Regions from separate parts of the Mus musculus genome. Here regions 1 and 3 are each linked to region 2. A link is a loop called in an ENCODE intact Hi-C map of the cell type or tissue named here. Cell type or tissue: gastrocnemius. All regions are shown on one strand. Links, peaks and the distances in the headings refer to the core of each region. The heading gives the core; the rest is flanking DNA. Region 1 holds the start of LOC115487054 (a small nucleolar RNA gene). Region 2 overlaps Gm4890 (predicted gene 4890). Region 3 has its middle 72 kb from the start of Otud4.

The links. Hi-C counts contacts between places; a loop is a spot of excess contacts. Peaks named below come from ENCODE experiments on the same cell type or tissue, not always from the same donor. Only the 100,000 strongest peaks of a DNase experiment are listed, where the experiment ranks them.
Region 1: it touches region 2 in a loop (4-fold over the local background); 17 of 42 quality-filtered maps call a loop at or near these places.
Region 3: it touches region 2 in a loop (3-fold over the local background); 6 of 42 quality-filtered maps call a loop at or near these places.

The regions. Positions count from the first base shown.
Region 1 is chr8:79,486,600-79,492,868 of GRCm38, forward strand. LOC115487054 (a small nucleolar RNA gene) reads left to right here and starts at 6,179; the gene lies at 6,179-6,269. It also overlaps the pseudogene Gm39288. In gastrocnemius, for the core only: a CTCF peak has its summit at 2,481 (motif pointing left); a DNase peak (open chromatin) is centred at 2,476.
Region 2 is chr8:79,296,805-79,303,073 of GRCm38, forward strand. All of the region lies in intron 1 of Gm4890 (predicted gene 4890), which reads left to right. Among named protein-coding and RNA genes, the nearest start is that of Gm4890, 4.9 kb to the left of the region's middle. In gastrocnemius, for the core only: a CTCF peak has its summit at 3,089; a DNase peak (open chromatin) is centred at 3,103; H3K27ac peaks cover 305 bases.
Region 3 is chr8:79,564,924-79,571,192 of GRCm38, forward strand. No RefSeq gene overlaps it. Among named protein-coding and RNA genes, the nearest start is that of Otud4, 72 kb to the right of the region's middle. In gastrocnemius, for the core only: no CTCF peak of the experiment used is centred there; no DNase peak of the experiment used is centred there.

The DNA of each region.
Region 1 (6,269 bases), core at 1,251-3,750, 190 kb after region 2:
AAGGGGTAAAGAGGCAGGCTGAGAAACTCACAGCCAGGAGAAGCTTAGAGAGAGGTGACAAGGAAGTAAAAGAGCAGAACCAGAACAGGGGCAGAAATGAGGGAAATCACAACACACTCTCGAGCTGGGCTTCGCAGAACGCGTCACCCAGGGCTGGAAAGATGGCTTAGTTAAGAACACTGGCTGCTTTCCCAGGGAACCCAGATTTGACTCCCAATACCAATATTTTGGGTCATAGCCATCTATAACTCCGGTTCAGTGGGATCTGTGGCCACCAGGCACTCACATGGTTCACAGACAGGAAAAACATTCTTACCTATAAAATAAAAGTAAATCTTTTTTAAAGACCGTATTCGTAGTGGATCACTAATGGTGGCCAATGTACCAAACTAAGACAAGAGATTAGTAAAGGCTCACGTGTGTCAGTGGGGATTCTGAACGTGCTGAATTCTCTGCCCATCTTTCCTCTTAACCTGAAGCTGTGCTTTTACAATGACATCTATTAAATTTTAAAGCCCTGAAGAGCTGCTGGTGTGGGTCAGTGTTCACAGGCTAGAACCTGACAGCCATGATCGTGACCAGGGCAGCCAAAACTGTATCCACTCTAGGGGAAAGCTTATGTGTGCACAGCCTTCCCCTCTCCTCTACATCTTTTTGTTTCTAATAAGCTCATAAGCTCATCTTAGTGCCTGATGCCGTGCACATTCAGGATGCTTCTGTCCAACCCATCTCACTGAGCCACACACCAGTCTTCCACATAGAAACGTCCAGGAGCATGCCTTACCAATTATCACGGCATCTCGCCATCCAGTCACAATACACTAACCGCCACTGGACACTTCTGTAAGCATATAGAGGTCCCCAAATGTTTTCACAGCCTCTTCTTCCTCAGTAAAATGTCAATTTACCTCTAAAGAGAGTAAAGACAAACCACCAAAAATATCAGCAAATTATTCCACCAAACCAGAGTGTTCTAGAAAATGGCCTGCACTCAGTCATACAGCCAATGATCATTAGTTACTAAAGCAGACCCAGAAATGGAAACGCTGACAGCGTTGTCAGGAAAACTGCACATGGTGCTGTGAGTTAGAGGAAACACACAAGCCTCAGCCAGAGGTTAGCTGAACATGAGAACACTGTATGTCACGATGCCGTGACTTCTAGTCAAGTAGGCATAGGTCTCATCTGACCTGGTGAAAGGTCAGGCTGAGGCACAGTGGAGACTTTTGTAATCTTTACAGTCCAGAGTCTTTGGTCGCACCTTTCTGCTGCTAACAAATTTAGCTTTCAAGGCCCTTTCAACCCGGCACCCACTGATCTCTCCTGCCCACTTCCAGTTAGCCTCTCCTCTGTATGCCTCATGTGCATGAACTCTTCCTAGCATATAAAAGCCAGTTTTTATGTTTGTAGTTATTTTTCTTTCTCTAGGCTGTGAACATCTTGAAAGACAATTCCATCTCATTCATTGTCTCCCTGGGACTTGTCACAACACGTTCAAAACTTATTTGCTAAATAAAAAACAGAACTAAGCAAACATATAGACAAATAAAGATGTCAGATTGATATCCAAGCTCATGAAATCCTTCAGATAACTCAGAAGTTCCTCCCCTCCCCACCTTGCAAAACAAAACAAAATTAAAAATGCTCCTAAATTCTCTCTTGCTTCTTCTTCTTCCTGAAGACTGCTGCTGGTCCTCTACTCTCCAACACCGAGAACAGAGGCGGTGTTAGAAACAGCTGGGGTTAGGAAGGGCTGCACTTCATTTAGAGTTCTGCCTGGATGAGGAGATGGGGGCAGAAACCCTTCTACCTGGGCCTTGGCTCTGAGCTGTGCAGCAATGGGCTCTGGGGTGAGCAAAGCCAGGAGAAGCTAGGTCCCAGGAAACTTTAGGAAGTGGCTGAAGCAGAAGCAAAGAGCTTTTTAATAGTGAGGAAGAGGTACAAACTCACCACTTATTTGCCAAGGAAACTGAACCTGCAGTTGGGGTCATAGGGCAGGCAGCAGTGCTGGGACTCTGACCAAGGTCTGTCTCATTCATCCATACACACTTAGTCCGATTTCCTATTTGCCCTGAGTGCAGTACATCCCCTCCCCAGACTTCAGAGTTCCCCAGTGTTGTTAGACTGTGAATGTCAAACAACATTAGCAATAACGCCCAAGTGATGGGGAAATCAGAAGATAGAGCTGGGCCAACTCCACCCAGGGAAGTCTGCACCATCTCCCAAGGATCCTTTAGTTATAAAACAGAGACAGCGTTATATTTGCTTTCTGCTTCAAAGCACTGCAATGAGAACCAACTAGTTTGTGCCGATTTTTTTTCCTTTGCAGGTGAAAAGCTCTTTGTAGGAGCTGTCATTGTTATTCCACATCTCTTTTCCAAATGATAAAAAAGTATGTTGTAGGGTTATAGAGATATACCTACGTGATGACACACAACCACCTTGCCAGTTCTAGAGGGATCTTATGCCCTCTTCTGGCATCCATGGGCACTGCATGCATGTGATATCATATATATACATTCAGGCAAACACTGAATACATAAAAACAAATCTATTTTTAAAGTATACTAATGTTGTGGATTTGGCTTATTGCCTATAGTATGTTTATTGGGTTCCAAAATAGCACATCTGCATGTAAGATGCAAGGGTCTCTGCCCCAAGTTGGCTATAATTGGTAAACAAAGTTGCTGGCAGCCAATGGTTGGGCAGGAAGACATTTCCCAGGCAAGGGAACCCAGGGAATAAGAAAGATTTAGAATCGCCATGCTGGGAAATCAGAAGGATCAGGCAGGGGAGCTGCAGAAAACAGAGGAACAATCATATAAGGGCCAGGGAAAAGTAGCCCTAAGGGCCCTTGTCAACTGGGTCTGAGAGGAAATATAGATTTTAGTAAGTAATAATTCAGGAGTATTGGAGGGGAGGTGTTAGCAACATGGAAGTTTGGGAGTGGCCCAGCCATTGAGCTGCTTAGGGTATATTAAAAATAAGGCTGTGTGTCTGTCTTTCTTCCTTCCTTTCTTTCTTTCTTTCTTTCTCTCTCTCTTTCTCTCTCTCTCTCTCTCTCTCTTTCTCTCTCTCTCTCTCTCTCTTTCTTTCTTTTTAGGTATATAGACTACTTATTAACAGCAAAGGCCCAGAGACTCATTTCTTCTTGGATACACCCACAGTACAGCCCCTGCCATCTGCCCATATGCTGACCATGGACACGAAGGTCCCAAAAGTGGCACAGCTATGCGCTCAAATTTTCTTCAGCCGCTCCAGGTCTTCACACTAGACTTGTTGTCTAGACTGTTGGCCAGAACCTGGCTGTACTTCTCATCCTCCCATCCTTCTGTCTGTTCAGGAACCAGTCTGGGTTCTTGTACTGTCGCAGGTTCTGCATGATGGTGATCACTCGCTCCACTTCATCCTCCCTGAGTTCTCCAGCCCTCTTGGTGAGGTCAATGTCTGCTTTCCCCAATACCACATGAGCATATCTCCGCCCCACACCCTTAATGGCAGTGATGGAGAAGGCTATTTTCTGCTACCCATCAATGTTGGTGTTGATCACTTGCAAAATGTGCTGGGACTTCTCAGGGATCACTAAAGACAAGGTGACGGCAACCGCGGCGGTGTGTAGGCCTCTTGTGGAAGAGTGCGTGTATTTCATTCAAGAATCCACAACATTGGAGTGGTAGCAAGAAGCACAAGGAGAGTTAAGAGAGGATTAACCGCACTACTGTTGCGTACTATAGCAAGGAAATGCAGCACAGCCTGTTGTTACCTGTATCAATCTCTGCATGCTCACAGCTGCCATCACAGCGGTCTTGTCCTCGACAGCATCACTATAACAGTGGATGATGCTCTGCCAGGACACTGTGACTACAGTGACGTCATCGGGTGACCAGAGTTGCTCAGCTCCATTGTAATCTTACATAACCAGCTCCTGGCAGGTCTTTGATTCAAACAGCAGTTTGTGTTTTCCCTTTGGCCTGAACGTGACAAGTACTCAATAAATAGGAGTGAAGTTGATTCATTTTATGTCATTTATTAATTCGTATTTTTTGTGTATAAATTACCTACCCACATCAGGCATCAAGAATATCATCATTTGAGTAATTTAGTCTTTCCTAATAAAGTGCGTTCAAGCATGTATATTCATTTCTTGAGCAAGAATGGATAACCTTATGCCAAATCCTATCATTAGCCTGTCTAATACAGCAATCTGCCTCTAATAGAAGACTGTAGCTTAGACTCCTTGGGAAATCTCTCCTTCCCACACTTAACAAAGCTATGCATATCACTGCAGGTCCTCAACTGACTGACTACTCAGGAGGTCAGTTAATGATCTGCTCCATCTGCTTGACGACCCTTGTTGTGGCGTTTACGTCACCCCAATGTTCCCTAGCAACTGAGAAAGAATCCACCACACCCCCATTTCTTGATCCTATTCTGGAGATCTGGAACCCTGGGGGGCAAAGCATTCTTTTATCTTTATTTCCTGTTAGTATTAAACTGGTAAAATCAAGAGCCGGTGGTATTTCTTAAGCTTTTCTGGCTGGAAATGGGTGGAAAAGAGTCTAATTGCTGGCTGCGAAGAGGGAAAAGAGGAAAGAGGCATGTCTAAGCAGAATCTGCGAATGATCTGAGGTCTGCCCTCTACCTGGGATGCTGCGGCTGCCTCAGCACTGTAATATGTATTTATAGCCTCAGACCTGCCGCCCTTTGACTCTCTCTCCTTCCCTTCCTACTCTGCTTCTAACCTAGACAACACCATCCCAAAAACCTTGCACTGCCTGGCTGGGGGATCAATGTGTTTCCGGCACATTTTAAACTCTGCTTCAGAAAAGTGTTCTGTGTCAAACGTCTGCTGTTGGACATTCCAGAGCTTACGAGCCTTTATGACTCATCGTGAAAGAGACAGTGCTTTGCTTCTATAAAGCGGAGTAGTCAAATTTGGTGGTGTACTCCTCGATGAGAAATTCAAGGTCACCCTCATCTGTACAGGGGACTTTAAGGCTAGCTAGTTCTCAAAAACAAAAGGAGGAAGAGGCAGAAGCAGAAGCTGCAGACAATGATAAAGAAGAAAAAGAAGAAAAGGAGTAATTTCAAGGTAATATTAAAAATTCCACCTTCCCTTAAACACATTTCAAACACTACAATTGGAGCAGTAGAATAAATGGAGGGTTCTTCTTCGCTTTGAAGGCTTGAAGACCAGCCTTTCACTTCAACTCCCTTGAGTTATGCATCATTGAACAGATGCTGGCCCTTGGAGGAGCCAGGAAGCCAAGGGCCTGTCATCGCATCCAAGTGTCAAACTATACATTTGTTCTACTGAGGTCCTTCTGTCTCTTGTCCCCATAGACACAAGGAAGCATTGCCCAGATGGTTCCCATTTGTCCCTTCAGCAATCAGTGTCAGTCAGGGAGGAAGAGGAAATGGAGTAGGAGTAATATCCTGAGTTCTGAGGGTGGCCTTCAGACCACACAACACAGACAGGTCAAGTGAACAGAAAGAAGAGGTAAAAAGGAAAGGAAAGGACATGGCTCCTAGGTATGGTGGGAGGCGGGGTTATTATAGATATGTGGGAGAGCTTAGCCAGGAGCAGGCACATCTGGGGAACGGGGCAGGGGGACAGAGAGGAACCAAGTATGGCAGCCAGAAGAAGAGAGAGGGGGGCACAGAGACAGGAGGTAACCAAAATGTCGGGATTATATTGGAAAGAGCTTCTGGCGGAAGAGCAGCCAAGCCGCCAGGCTGGAAAGTTCAGAGTAGAGAGAAACAGGTAGGTACATTTAGGGACACCGGGAGAACATGAAGGTCAGATCTGCTTTGATGTGTTAAATAGTCACCTCAGCTGCTTGTCCCAAGTTAGACACTTAACAAAGAGTTCTGGGGCTAGATTATGACGTGTGACTTGTATTGTGGTCCTAGGGCACCAGAGGAAGAGGGTTTCCATGTAAGCCGCAAATTGAGCACTATGCCAAAATCTAACCAGCAAAATGGGGCAGGAGACAGCACAGTGGAAGGGCACTTGCCTGATGGCCAGAGTGTGATCCCTGGGGCCCACATAGAAGGAGAGAAGAGACTTCAGCAAGTTGTCCTCCGACTTTCACATGTGCACTCTGACATACAGGTGACCTTTCCCAAAATAAATACATGTAATTCCAAAAAGCAAACAAACAACTTAATATCTCCTCACCACTGGCAATGGGCAAAGAGATACCTTGGTGGTGGTGTTCTTTTATCAGTCAGGGGCAGAACAGATGGCAGTCCTCTGTTTATCCTAG
Region 2 (6,269 bases), core at 1,621-4,120:
CTAGAATCTCAGAGAGAAGAGTGTTAGTTTGTTCTTTCTAGCTTCTAGAAGCCCCTGAGGTGCCTTGGTCTGTAGCCCCTTTCCTCTCCTTTCAAAGGCAGTAGCATCAGTAAAGAGGTCTTTAGTTTTTAGGATTGGTGTAACAAAATTGGGCCCACTTAGGATAATCTCACCATAGCAAGGTCCTTAATCATAGCTCCCACGTTCCTTTGCGTTTTGTAAGAAAATATATTCACAGGCTCTGGTGATGAAAGTGTGGAAATCTGTATTGGGGGAAGCTTTCCCTACCACACCTCTGGCCCCCAAAGAGTCATAATGTTCTTATGCAAAATTCATTCAGTCCTTGTTCCCAGAGGAACTGCATAGTTTCAAAGCATTACAACATCTAAGTCTAAAAAGATTAAATCATGTAAAATTTCTAAATTCAATAAGGGTGAGACTCTGGGTTTCTATCCAGGGCAAAATTATTTCCCATCTGGACCTAAGTGACTAGAAAATAAATTCTCTGCTCCCAAAGTACAAAAATAGTCATTGGAATAAGAGACAGAATTATAAGATGGTTAAAACTATCTCCTATAAAAAAGAGAAGCCAGAGTGGGGAAGCAACAGTCCCAAACAGCCTCAAATCCACCCCAGCAGTCTCCACTCAAAGTCAGGGCTACACCTCTCCTCCGTTCAAATAAGAATGTGATGGCCTTAAGGGTCATTACTCTGCCTCCAACAACCATTGCTATATTCTTTGAATTGACTGTTTTCCTACGTATCTGTATATTTGTCTTACCCACTTCATCTCTCCATTAGCCCACATCAAATGGCTAGTTACCATTAGTTACCTTTAAGTAGACACTTGATCAGTACTTTTGAAGTGCAGCATTTTAAGAAACTGCATTGTAAACCACTTCATGGGAAGTGCAAATATGCCATCTAGTTTCTGTGGAAGGGAAAGAATGCATCTCCGTTTTGTATTCAGGTCACATCTTCTCTGCAGCTAATTTACCCTAAAATCGTTCATTTCTTTCAGGCCCAAAGGCGTTTTTTTCTGGTCATTTCTATGGAATAGGCAACAATGTACATCCAAGGTTATCCTTGTGAAACCTTTTAAGGATGCTGGAAGCCCAGCTCTGCCTCCCAGCAGGTGGCAGCAGATGAGTGCTTAGCACAGGGCACTGACTTCACCCTGGTCCCCAGCCTGGTTAATGTGGTGCTGACCTTCCTTAGGGAGAAGAGCAGAGAGAATCTGGAAGCCGCCCACCTGGCAGTGTATCAGCATGTTGCCTGGTGGGGGAAGCATACTTAAATTACATAGCTAAATTTTATTGTTCATATTCTTTCTCATTTTATCTTTTCCTTTCAACTAACTGTGTTAAGGCATTTTATGTGGAACTTTTGCTGTATTTATGAGTCATGTTGGTCTGTGACTTATTTTCTAATGTCTGTCAGCAGTTTTTCTAAGACTAATGTCATTGTGCTTGCTGTCTAAGCTTATAAGATTGACATGTGTGTTAACGTACATTCCCCTGGTGTTGCCGTAGTTGAACACACTGTCCATAACCATCAATACATTAATATCCATCAGCATTAGCTAGGAATACATGCAGTGTAGCTCAAGTATTCTTATAGACAAACATGTATTTTAAGCCTTTATTGAAAAAGTCGAAGGAAAAGGTTAAAGCATCTAAGACAGGGCCAGCAAACTGTGGGGCATGGGACAAGTTAGTGTCTAGCCTAACTTTTGTGCATTGGAAAATCCTGGGGAAGTTCCTAGAGGAATAAGGATAAAGAGAGAAACTCACCATATCTGGGGGAACTGATCACTTCTCTACAGGCATAAGACAGGAAGCTTTGGTGGACCCAGGGCCAGGGCATGATGGCAGTGCCTGGGCCATATTTGGTTGTCACAGTCAGAGGTATTGTTACTAATGGAGCTGTTAAAGCCAGGGAGGCGGGTAAGCATCCTGCCATGCACACAGACATGTCCCTCAGCTTCGCTGACCTCCAAGATTACTCATCCTAAGGTTGACAATTGCTAGTTAAAACTGTCAAAGAAGAATAGTACAAATTAATTTAGACCAATAAAGTCAGATCACAATAAATGAATAAATTCATTCTAAACCAAAACTCTCTGAAGAGGAAATAGAAATTTTGAGTTAATAATTTAAAAATATTTTACAAAAACCCTCTAGACTCAAGATGGTTTCGCTGATGAAATATGTAAATATATAAAGACCATGTGATGTTAGTTATACATAAACTGGGAGAATGAGGGAGTAATGACAGCATAATCTTATAAAACCTGAGGTGTCAGAAGCAGTCATCAGCAAGTAGCATTGGAGATGCAGATGGAGAATCCTTGTACAAAATACCAGCAGATTGTCACAGCAAAATAAGAAAAAAATACAACCGTCAAATGGGGTTTATTCCAGAATGTAACTTTCACCCAACATAAATAAATCAAGCGCCTGATGGCACAGGCCTGTAATTCAAGCTTCTCTGGAGGCTAAGGTAGGGTCACAGACTCAAAGCCTGCCTAGGCCAGCTGAAGTCCAGTCAGAGACAGAAAGACAGACACCCCAGCAATAATGAACCCACTCTGGATTTCTAACCCATCATGAAAACAACTAAAACGGTAGGGGGGGGGGCTTTATTACTGCTGTCTGTGAATGACCAGGGGCCACCAGCATACTTATTGATAAATCTGTCCTAGGCCTGAATGAAATGAGGCCATCTCCTTACACAACTGCTGTTGGGCTTTGTTCCAGGGTCTCACAAGTCTTCCAGAGACAAAAATTAGAAGAGAGTTAAGGTTGTCCCTGTTTGTACAGTCTCATAATTCTGCTGGAATTAATGCTAGGTCATAGGTGAAGTTTGAACAGTATATAAAAGTATTTCAACATGCTAGCAAGCAGCGATTTTAATATGAAAATTTTAAACAGTAGCAAAAATACTTTAAAATGCTTTTAATGAAAGATAGGAGCTATATCCTGAAACTACACAAATGCTTAAATGAAAACATTTAACAAACACAGTGATGAGCACATTCCAGATTGTTGGCCTCAGAAGTCCAGACTGACACCCAGGTCTGTTCTCCTCCGCCAGGGGACGCACACGGGAAATGAGTGTGGGGTTTTTAGTTCCAGTTTCCAAACAATTGCACTAACCTGGTTCTGCCCTGGGCCAGGAGTAGTCTAGAAACACCCGAAGCTGGCTGTTTTCCCTCTAAATATTATACCAGAAGTAGAATTACAGCATATTTAAAAGTCACAAAATTCTTCCTTGCATCCTTTCCCCCTGATGGCTTTAGTTGACAAAACAGAAAATCTGTTTTGATGAATTTAATAAGTAGACAAAATATAAATTACACGCACCTGATGGTGTAACAAAAATTCTTTGCAGAATGCTGACTCTGAGGAAGCTACCTTTTGCAAACTAAGCTTCTGGTTGACAAGATGACTCATTCTGTTTATAGACAGGCAAGGTTTCAAGGAGGGAAGGCCCTAGGATTTCCTGGGCCAGCTATGTCTCTCATCCTATTATTCCAACAAAATACTTGAAATTCATTATTAAGAAAAAATTGCAGCATCTAGCTTTTGTGCTAACTGTATCTCTTCCAAGGGTTTATGAAGGTACAAGCTTTGGCTTAATCGATTTTTAAAAAGATTTGGGACTATAAATAATTTTTAATATTAAAAAGTACTTTGAACGTGACTCTTGAAAAGGTTTGACGTTCTGCCTCTCGGTGCTTTTTTTTTTGGACTGTCAATCATGCTTTATTTAGCAAGATTACTGTTCAAACTTCACTTTTAAAAGTGTGTGTGTGTGTGTGTGTGTGTGTGTGTGTAGAGCCTTCAGAAGTCAGAAGAGGGTGCAGATCCCATGTAAATAGATTTGTGACAGTTATGAGTGAGGTACTACATGGATAGTGGGAATTGAACCTAGATTCTCTGGAAGAGCAGCCAGCACTTCTAACCACTCTTGAGCCATTTCCTCTGCCCTAAAACTTACTTGCAAATGTGTTCTGAGCTGCTCCCCACATTTCCTTCCCTTCTAAGGACGTTCTTTCTGCTTCTATGTTTTACACTATTTTAACTCTATGCTGACTTCTGATGGTTTTGAGAGTAGTTATGCTGTTGCCTACAGTTTTCCAAACTCTCTGGGGATGTCTTCTTTTCTGAAAGTCTTCCCATTGTGAGTCTCACCACGAAGGGAAGCCAGACATGACAGTTTACAACTCCCCAGCTGAGGACTGTTGTAAGCTAGCCCCTGTCCTCACTGTATCATACTACTGAGTGTTCCTACCAGGATCCCTATGAAGTAGATGCTCCCAGGGTCCATATGTTACATGCAGACACTTCTGTCCATAGGATCAGCACTGATGCCTTGTGTGGTGTAACAAGGCCAGGCTCATGCTGACTCCATTATCCCATACTTGATGATGCTACACCCCATCAGCAGTGGGTTTACTAGAGTATAACAAAGCTATGTTGATCCCCTAACCATGCAACTTCAACATGAGATGTCATGGACTATACTAGCACCTGATTGGCAAATTTTCCAATGTTACTCAAAATTTCCACATGATGGGGTCAGTGAAATTATCCACATGCTGCTGTTGATACTACAATAGGGCTAAATATGTCAATAGAAGTTAATTAAAGGTTTTAAAATATAATTTTAAAAGAGGGTCCACAAAAGACTGTAGGCTAAGGCAACCTTTTTAAATGTAAGGAATGAAAAGATTACAACTATGCATAGGGGTAAGAGGAATTAAATACAGAGGTAAGGCATGAACCTCTGTAATCAGAAGGTATGTGGGACAGAGGTCGAAGAGTTTCTGCAGGAAGGAAAACAGTGAAGGAAGTGAACTAAATGACAGCAGGTGACTTTAAAAACAAAGTGAGGCCAGCTGATGGTGACGTGGTGCCAGGCAGTAAGATTCCACACTGAGCAAAGGGGCAGAAGCCCATCACAGGCATGGCCATTTCCTCTTCTTACCAGGAAGAGCATTATGTTTTTTCCTGAAAAATCAAAGATAGCACAGACCTTGGAGAAATGACTAATGCCTTTTAGAGGCTGCTGAAACCACTCCTTTGTTATTACAGTGTGGCAATATAACTTAATTATCATTTCTGGATCAGCGGAACCAACATTACCTGAAGTTGTCAAGCGTGCATACTCCTTGGCTCTACCCTAGACTTACTAAATCAGAAACTCATGTCAGATGGTGCATATATTCACCCCAAAGCTAAAAATCCACTGGCAATTAAGAAAACTCAATGACACTTTATAGTGACATAAAATCATTGAAATTTATAGTACAACATTAAAGCAATATCAAGCAAATGATAGAATGCATTTAAACGTGATTCTGTGAGTCCTTTTGGACAGTGGAAAATGTCTGTGACATTAACAGTGGGAAGTTTAAACATTAAATTATTCTTCCGGCTGGGGGTTGGTGGGCTTTGTGAGTATAGAACTTCCTGTGCCAGCATGCAGACCTGAATGTGGAGCCCCGGAACCTACTGAAAAGTCAGGCAAAGGCTGGAGAGACCACTCATAGTTAAGGCGCTTGTTGCACTTGCAGAATGCCTACGTTTAATTCCCAACACCCATTCTGTGGTTTACAACCATAACTCCAGTTCCACAGGATCTGTCCTTTTCTGACCTCTGTGGGCACTACATAGACTCACAGGAACATGCATATATGCAGGCCTAACACCTACATGTAAAATACAGCGAATAAGTCTAATAGTTTTTAAAAGGCCAGGCTCAGCCTCATGCATCTGTTATAACTCCTAGGCTGAGGGCACAAAGACAGATCCCTGGAGTTCTCTGGCCAGCCAGTGTAGCCAGACACGCAAGCCCTGTTAAGTGAAGAGATCCTGTTTCAAAAAATGGAGGTGGAGTGTGATAGAACCTGCTGCCAGCCTCTAGCCTTCAGAGTGTGCACCTTCACAGATGCACACTTGAATCACATCTGCACTCATGTGCACGTGCACACCAAAGAAAAAGCTTGTATTCACTTGTTGAAACATCTGTAGAAAAAATGTTCCATGCAAACAAGCAATTAGCAGTGGCTTTTGGGCCCTTAGGGTTATATGAATATCCCCTCTTAATCTTATAGATACTGTTTCCAGTTTTCTTTAAGAATTGTTTTTTGCTCTTATATTTTGTAACAATCTTATCAACACAATGATTAAGAAAGGAGAAAGAAAGGAAGTAGAGTAGGAATAAGAGATAAATTTAAATGGCCCCAGTTTGGTGAAGAGAGA
Region 3 (6,269 bases), core at 1,512-4,011, 270 kb after region 2:
TGTGTGTGTCTGTGTGAGTATGTCTATGTGTATAAAAGAGAAAAGTCTAACACCTGTTTTACTCTTATTTTTAAACATTTTTAGAGTGAGTGAGTGACTGAGTGACTGAGTATGTCTTTGTGCCTGAGTGCTTATATGTGACCATGTGTGTGCAGGAGTCCCCAGAGACCAGAAAAAGTTGTCATATCATGTAGAACCAGAGTTCTAGGTTGTCGTGAACTGCCAGGTGGTGCTGGGAACTGACCCAGGTCCTCTGCAAGCACAGCAAATCCTCTTAATCACTGAGGCAGCTCCCCAAGTCATTTAAACCTGTTTGATTTACTGTTGCCTAAAGGTGCAAAAGAACTTCACAAAGCTCTTCATTAATTAAAAAGGCATGAATTAATATATTGGCACACATCAAAGTGAATATTTTTCTCAGTGGGTAAAATTGCAGGCCTCACTACACAGAGAGAGACTCTGACCCAATTCACCATATAGTCCTCATTTTTCTCTATCTATATCTATTTGTGGTAATCAAGAATCTTACCACTGTATGACAGCTGACTGACTAACCTGCTTACATGATCAAGGCAACTTGGAGAAGAAAATTTGGGCTTACATTTTGTGGTGGTTTGAATAGGTTTGACCCCATACACTCGTGTATTTGAATTGTTGGCCCATAGAGATTATTAGGAGGTGTGACCTTTTTGGAGTAGATGTGGGCTTGTTGGAGGAAGTGTGTCATTGCTGGGACAGACTTCTATGCTCAAGCTACATCCATTGTGATACACAGTCTTCCTTCTTCTGACTTCAGATCATGATGTAGAACTCTCAGCTTCTCCTCCAGCATTATGTCTGCTTGCACACTGCATGCTGCCATGTTCCCTGCCATGACAATAAAGGACTAAGCCTCCGAAACTGTAAGTCAGCCCAGTTGAATGCTTTCCTTTATAAGAATTGACTTGGTCATATAGTGTTGGCACATACCTTTAGTCCAATCACTCTGGAGACAGAGTTAGGTGGATCTTTGTGAGTTTGAGGCCAGCCTGGTCTTAAGAGCTAGTTCCAGTACAGTCATCTCTACACGAAGAAACCCTATCTTGGGGATTTCCACCAAAAATTCAAAATTTCCTGCTCAACCATAAATGGGACCTTTATATCAATTCCCAGGAGAATCCTAGACCATGAAAGAAGAGGGCATGCAAAGATTGTATTTTAGGTAGGGTTTCTATTACTGTGAAGAGACACCAAGACCACAGCAACACTTAATAAGGAAAGCATGTAATTGGGGCTGGCTTATAGCTTCAGATGTCTACTCCATTATCATCATGGCAGGAAGCATAGCAGTGCACAGGCAGACACAGTACTAGAGAAAGAGCTGGGAGTCCTACATCTGGATCAGCAGGCAGCAGGAAGAGAGAGTGACCCTGAGCCTTGCTTGAGCTTCTGAAACCTTAGAGTGACCCACTTCCTATAACAAGGCCATACCTTCAACCATGTCATATCCTGTGTATCTATGTGGGCCATTTACATTCAAACTACCACAGATTGTAAGAGCAAAAGTCAGGGAGGATTGTCCTCTGGATACAACAGGAAAGTCATGAATTCACAGCTGCTGTGGTTGTCTAGACAAGATCTGTCCAAGATCAAAGCAGTCAGCATCCCACCATGAGCCCCTCCCCCCTCTAGCTAAGGAGTTGCTGGCCACTGATGGCTGCAGTGAGAGAGAGTCCGTTTACTTCAGGGATGTACTCCCTGGTAGTCGGCCAAACTCTGGCTGATGACTCCATCCAAATGCAGATATGGACAACACTAATTGGACTAAGTGAATTCTTTTTAAAAGGACATGAGAACGGGAGGGGACATGGGTAAGATCCAGCAGGAGCCAGAGAGATGAAATACGGGTGGATATGATCAAAATTCATTGTAGGCATATATGAAATTCTCAAAAAATTAATTTTAAAATATCACATTAAGAACCCCACCTGGGAGGGAGTATGGGGAGGGAAATGGGAGGTTCAGGATCAGTGGGGAAGGGTAGGAGAGATGGCCAAATGGCCATGAAAAGGAGTGAAAATCTGCAACTGGAGGGGCTGGGGAGATAGGGGGCATCTCCAGGACAAGACAGAGACCTGGGATAAGAGAAGTGTCCAAGAATCAGTGGGGATTACTCACTACACTGGGGATGTGGAATATGAATAGGCCATGTCCTGAAGCCAGACAGGAACCCCAGTGGAGTGATAGAGAAACCAACCCACCCACAAAACTTTCCACCCAAAATTTATCCTGACTGTAAGAAATGCAGGCACAGGGGAAAGCAGAGACTGAGCGAATGACCAACCAATAACAGGCCCAACTTGAGACCCATCCCACAGCCAAACACTAATCCCTGACACTATTAATGATACTCTGGTTATGCTTGTAGAAAGGAGCATATCGTCCTCTGAGAGGCTCCACCCAGCAGCTGACTCAGTCAGATAAAGACACCCACAGCTAAACAGGGAATGGAGCTTAGGAATGCTTATGGAAGAATAGGAGAAAGGACTGTGGGCCTGGAGGGAATAGAAAGTCCACACGAAGACCAACAGAGTCAACTTACCTGGACCTGGGGCTCTCAGAGACTGAACCACCAACCAATAAACACACATGGGCCGGACCTAGGCCTCCCTGATCATATGAGGCAGGTGTGCAGCTAGCTCTTCATGTGGGTTCCAAACAACTGGAGCAGAGGCTATCCCAAAAGCTATTGCCTGTATGTGGGATATGTTCTACTACCTGGGCTGCCTTGTCTGGCCTCAGTGGGAGAGGAAGTGCCTATCTTCACAGAGACTTGAAGTGCCAAGGTTGGGGGGACACCCAGGGGTCTCCACTCACTTAGAGGAGAAAGGGAAGGGATATAGGGAAGGACTGTGTGCGTGTGCGTGTGTGTGTGTGTGTATGACCAGGAAGGGGCAGTGAGTGGGATATAAAGTGAATAAGTAAAAATAGATTAAATTAAATTAAATTTAAAAACAAAAACAAGCAAACAAACAAAAACCCACCTGTGGATGGTGGTGGCTCACTCCTTTAATCCCAGCACTCAGGAGGTAGAGGTAGGTAGAGTTCTGAGTTCAATGCCAGCCTGGTCTAACAGAGCAAGATCTAGGACAGCCAGAACTATACAGAAAAAGTCTCAGTGTCAGAAACCAAAAAGAAAAGAAAAGAAAAGAAAAGGAAAGAAAAGGAGAGGAGAGGAGAGGAGAGGAGAGGAGAGGAGAGGAGAGGAGAGGAGAGGAGAGGAGAGGAGAGGAGAGGAGAGAAGAGAAGAGAAGAGAAGAGAAGAGAAGAGAAGAGAAGAGAAGAGAAGAGAAGAGAAGAGAAAAGAAAAGAAAAGAAAAGGATGAAAAAACAATCCACCTCTCAACACTCTCCAACCCATGAACTTTGGATACACATTCATTGATGGCTCGTAGACTTCCTTGTCTGCAGATGGGAAAGCAATATCTTGTGTTTATTTCTATCCTCATAAAAACCTGATGTCTAAGGTTAGGGCCTCACCCTTAAGATATCTTATATTTTAAAATTAAAATATAATTGTATCATTTTCCACTTTCCATTTTCTCCCTCTAATTCTTCTCATGTATTTCTTCTCTTGTTCTCTCTCATGTTCAGGTGGATAGATAGATGGGTGGATACATACATACATACATACATACATACATATACATAGACGAATAAATTGGTATATAGATAGTAGATGAGAGATACATAGATACATACATATGTAGATAGATATATACATACATAGGGGGCTGGTGAGATGGCTCAGCAGGTAAGAGCATTGACTGCTGTTCCAAAGGTCCTGAGTTCAAGTCCCAGCAACCACATGGTGGCTCACAACCATCTGTAATGAGACCTGACACCCTCTTATGGCACATCTGAAGACAGTTACAGTGTATGCATGTATAATAATAAAATCTTTGGACCGGAGCAAGCAGAAGTCCTAAAAATTCAATTTCCAAGAACCACATGAAGGCTCACAAACATCTGTACAGCTACCGTGTACTCATATGCATAAAATAAATAAATCTTTTAAAAAAAAGATATATATATATATATATATATATATATATATATATACATAGATCAATTGATAGATACATAAATAAATAGATAGATGATATATATATATATATACACACACACACACAACCTGCTTAGTCCATAAATGTAACTTGTATGTATATGTTTTTACGGATAACCCTTTGGTATTGGCTAATTCGAGGTATTTTGTGATTTGAATGAGAATTTCCCCATAGATTCATATATTGGAATACTTGGTGCCCAGTTGGTGGAACTGTTTGGAAAGTATTAGGAGGTCTCATCTTGTTGGAGGAGATGTGTCAGTGGGGATAAAAAGTTGGCTTTGAGGTTTCGAAGGCCTTGTCATTCCCAGTTAGCTCTCTGCCTCCTACTTGAGGATAAGGATGTGAGCTCTCAGTCACTGCTTCAGCGCTGTGCCTGCCTGTCTGCGGCCATGCGCTTGACATGATGGTCATGATCTCTAACCCTCTACAACCATAATCCCAATCAAGTACTTTTATAAGTTCCCTTGGTCATAGTGTTTTGTCACAGCAATAGAAAACTAAATCAGGAGGTTCTTCCTTGAGGAAAATTATTTCTTCCACTCTCACCATTTCTTAGTTGCCTGTAGTTTTTTGCCCTCAAAATACTTTTTTTTTTTTTTTTTTGGTCTTCATAGTGAGTTCTAGGACAGCCAGAACTACATAGGGAGACCTCTGTCTCCAAAATAAAAACAGACATCTTTTGACTTCAATTATCTCAAAGACTGTCTCAGTCACTGTTCTATTGCTATGAAGAGACACACAGAAATTCCCATAAAATAAAGCATTTAATTGGGGCTTGCTTATAGTTTCAGAGGTTTAGTCCACTATCATCATGAAAAGAAGCATGGCATCATGCAGGTAGACATGGTGCTGGAGGAGCTGAGAGTTCTACATCTGGATTCATAGGCCACAAGAAGAGAGAGATACTGGAACTTGCTTGGGCTTTTGAACACTCAAAGCCCACCCCGGACACATACTTCTTCCAACAAGACCATACCTCCTAATCCTTCTCAAATAGCACCACTCCCTGATGACTAAGCATCCAAATATATGAGGCAATGGGAGTCATCCTTACTCAACCCATCACAAATACTCTGTATCCAGATACACTTACATGGTGAGTTTTGATTCAATGTATGACTTAAAAGGTATCATGGTACCATTTGTAAATGCTTATGCCATACTCAGAAAAAATTGAAATCAACATGAATGTTCTCATATTTAGATGTGGTTTGTCCTATAAATGTTCATATATTGAAAACTTGATTATTACTACGAAGATGCTAGAATTGTGGGACCTGTAAAAGATGTGTGTGTGTGCATGTGTATACATACATATATATATATATATATATATATATATATATATATATATATATATACATATATATATATGTGTGTGTGTGTGTGTGTGTATGTATGTATATATATGTGTATATGTATGTATATATATGTGTATATGTGTGTGTGTATATATATATATATATATATATATATATATATATAAAAGATATGTATATGTACACACATATGCTGGGAATCAAACCTGAGTCTCTTGGAAGAGCAGTTGGTTCTCTTAACTGCTGAGTTGTCTTTCCAGCCTCCCAGGTTTTCTGTTTGTTTTGTTTTTTATTAAAGAAAAGTGTATATGTGTGTGTGTGTGTGTGTGTGTACGCATGCGTGCGTGCAGGTGAGAGAGATACCTCTGTAGACACCAATAAGAAACTGGTTAAGAAAAAGAGTTACCTTTCAGGTCTGGAGAGAAAGTTCAGTGGTTAATATTTCTATATACATATCATATATATATATATATATTAGAGAGAGAGATCAAATGGGACAGAGAGGGAGAGATGTGAGCCACATATTATATATATACATATACATGTATATGAATATATATTTCATTTTTTTTTTTTTTTTTTTGGTTTTTCGAGACAGGGTTTCTCTGTATAGCCCTGGCTGTCCTGGAACTCACTTTGTAGACCAGGCTGGCCTCGAACTCAGAAATCCACCTGCCTCTGCCTCCCAAGTGCTGGGATTAAAGGCGTGCGCCACCACGCCCGGCCCTATATTTCATTTCTTTATATATATTCTAGTGATAAATTATATAGACAAAAGCAGAAGGCATAACAATGGAATATATATACACAAATATACATGTGTACTGTGTGTGAGAGAGAG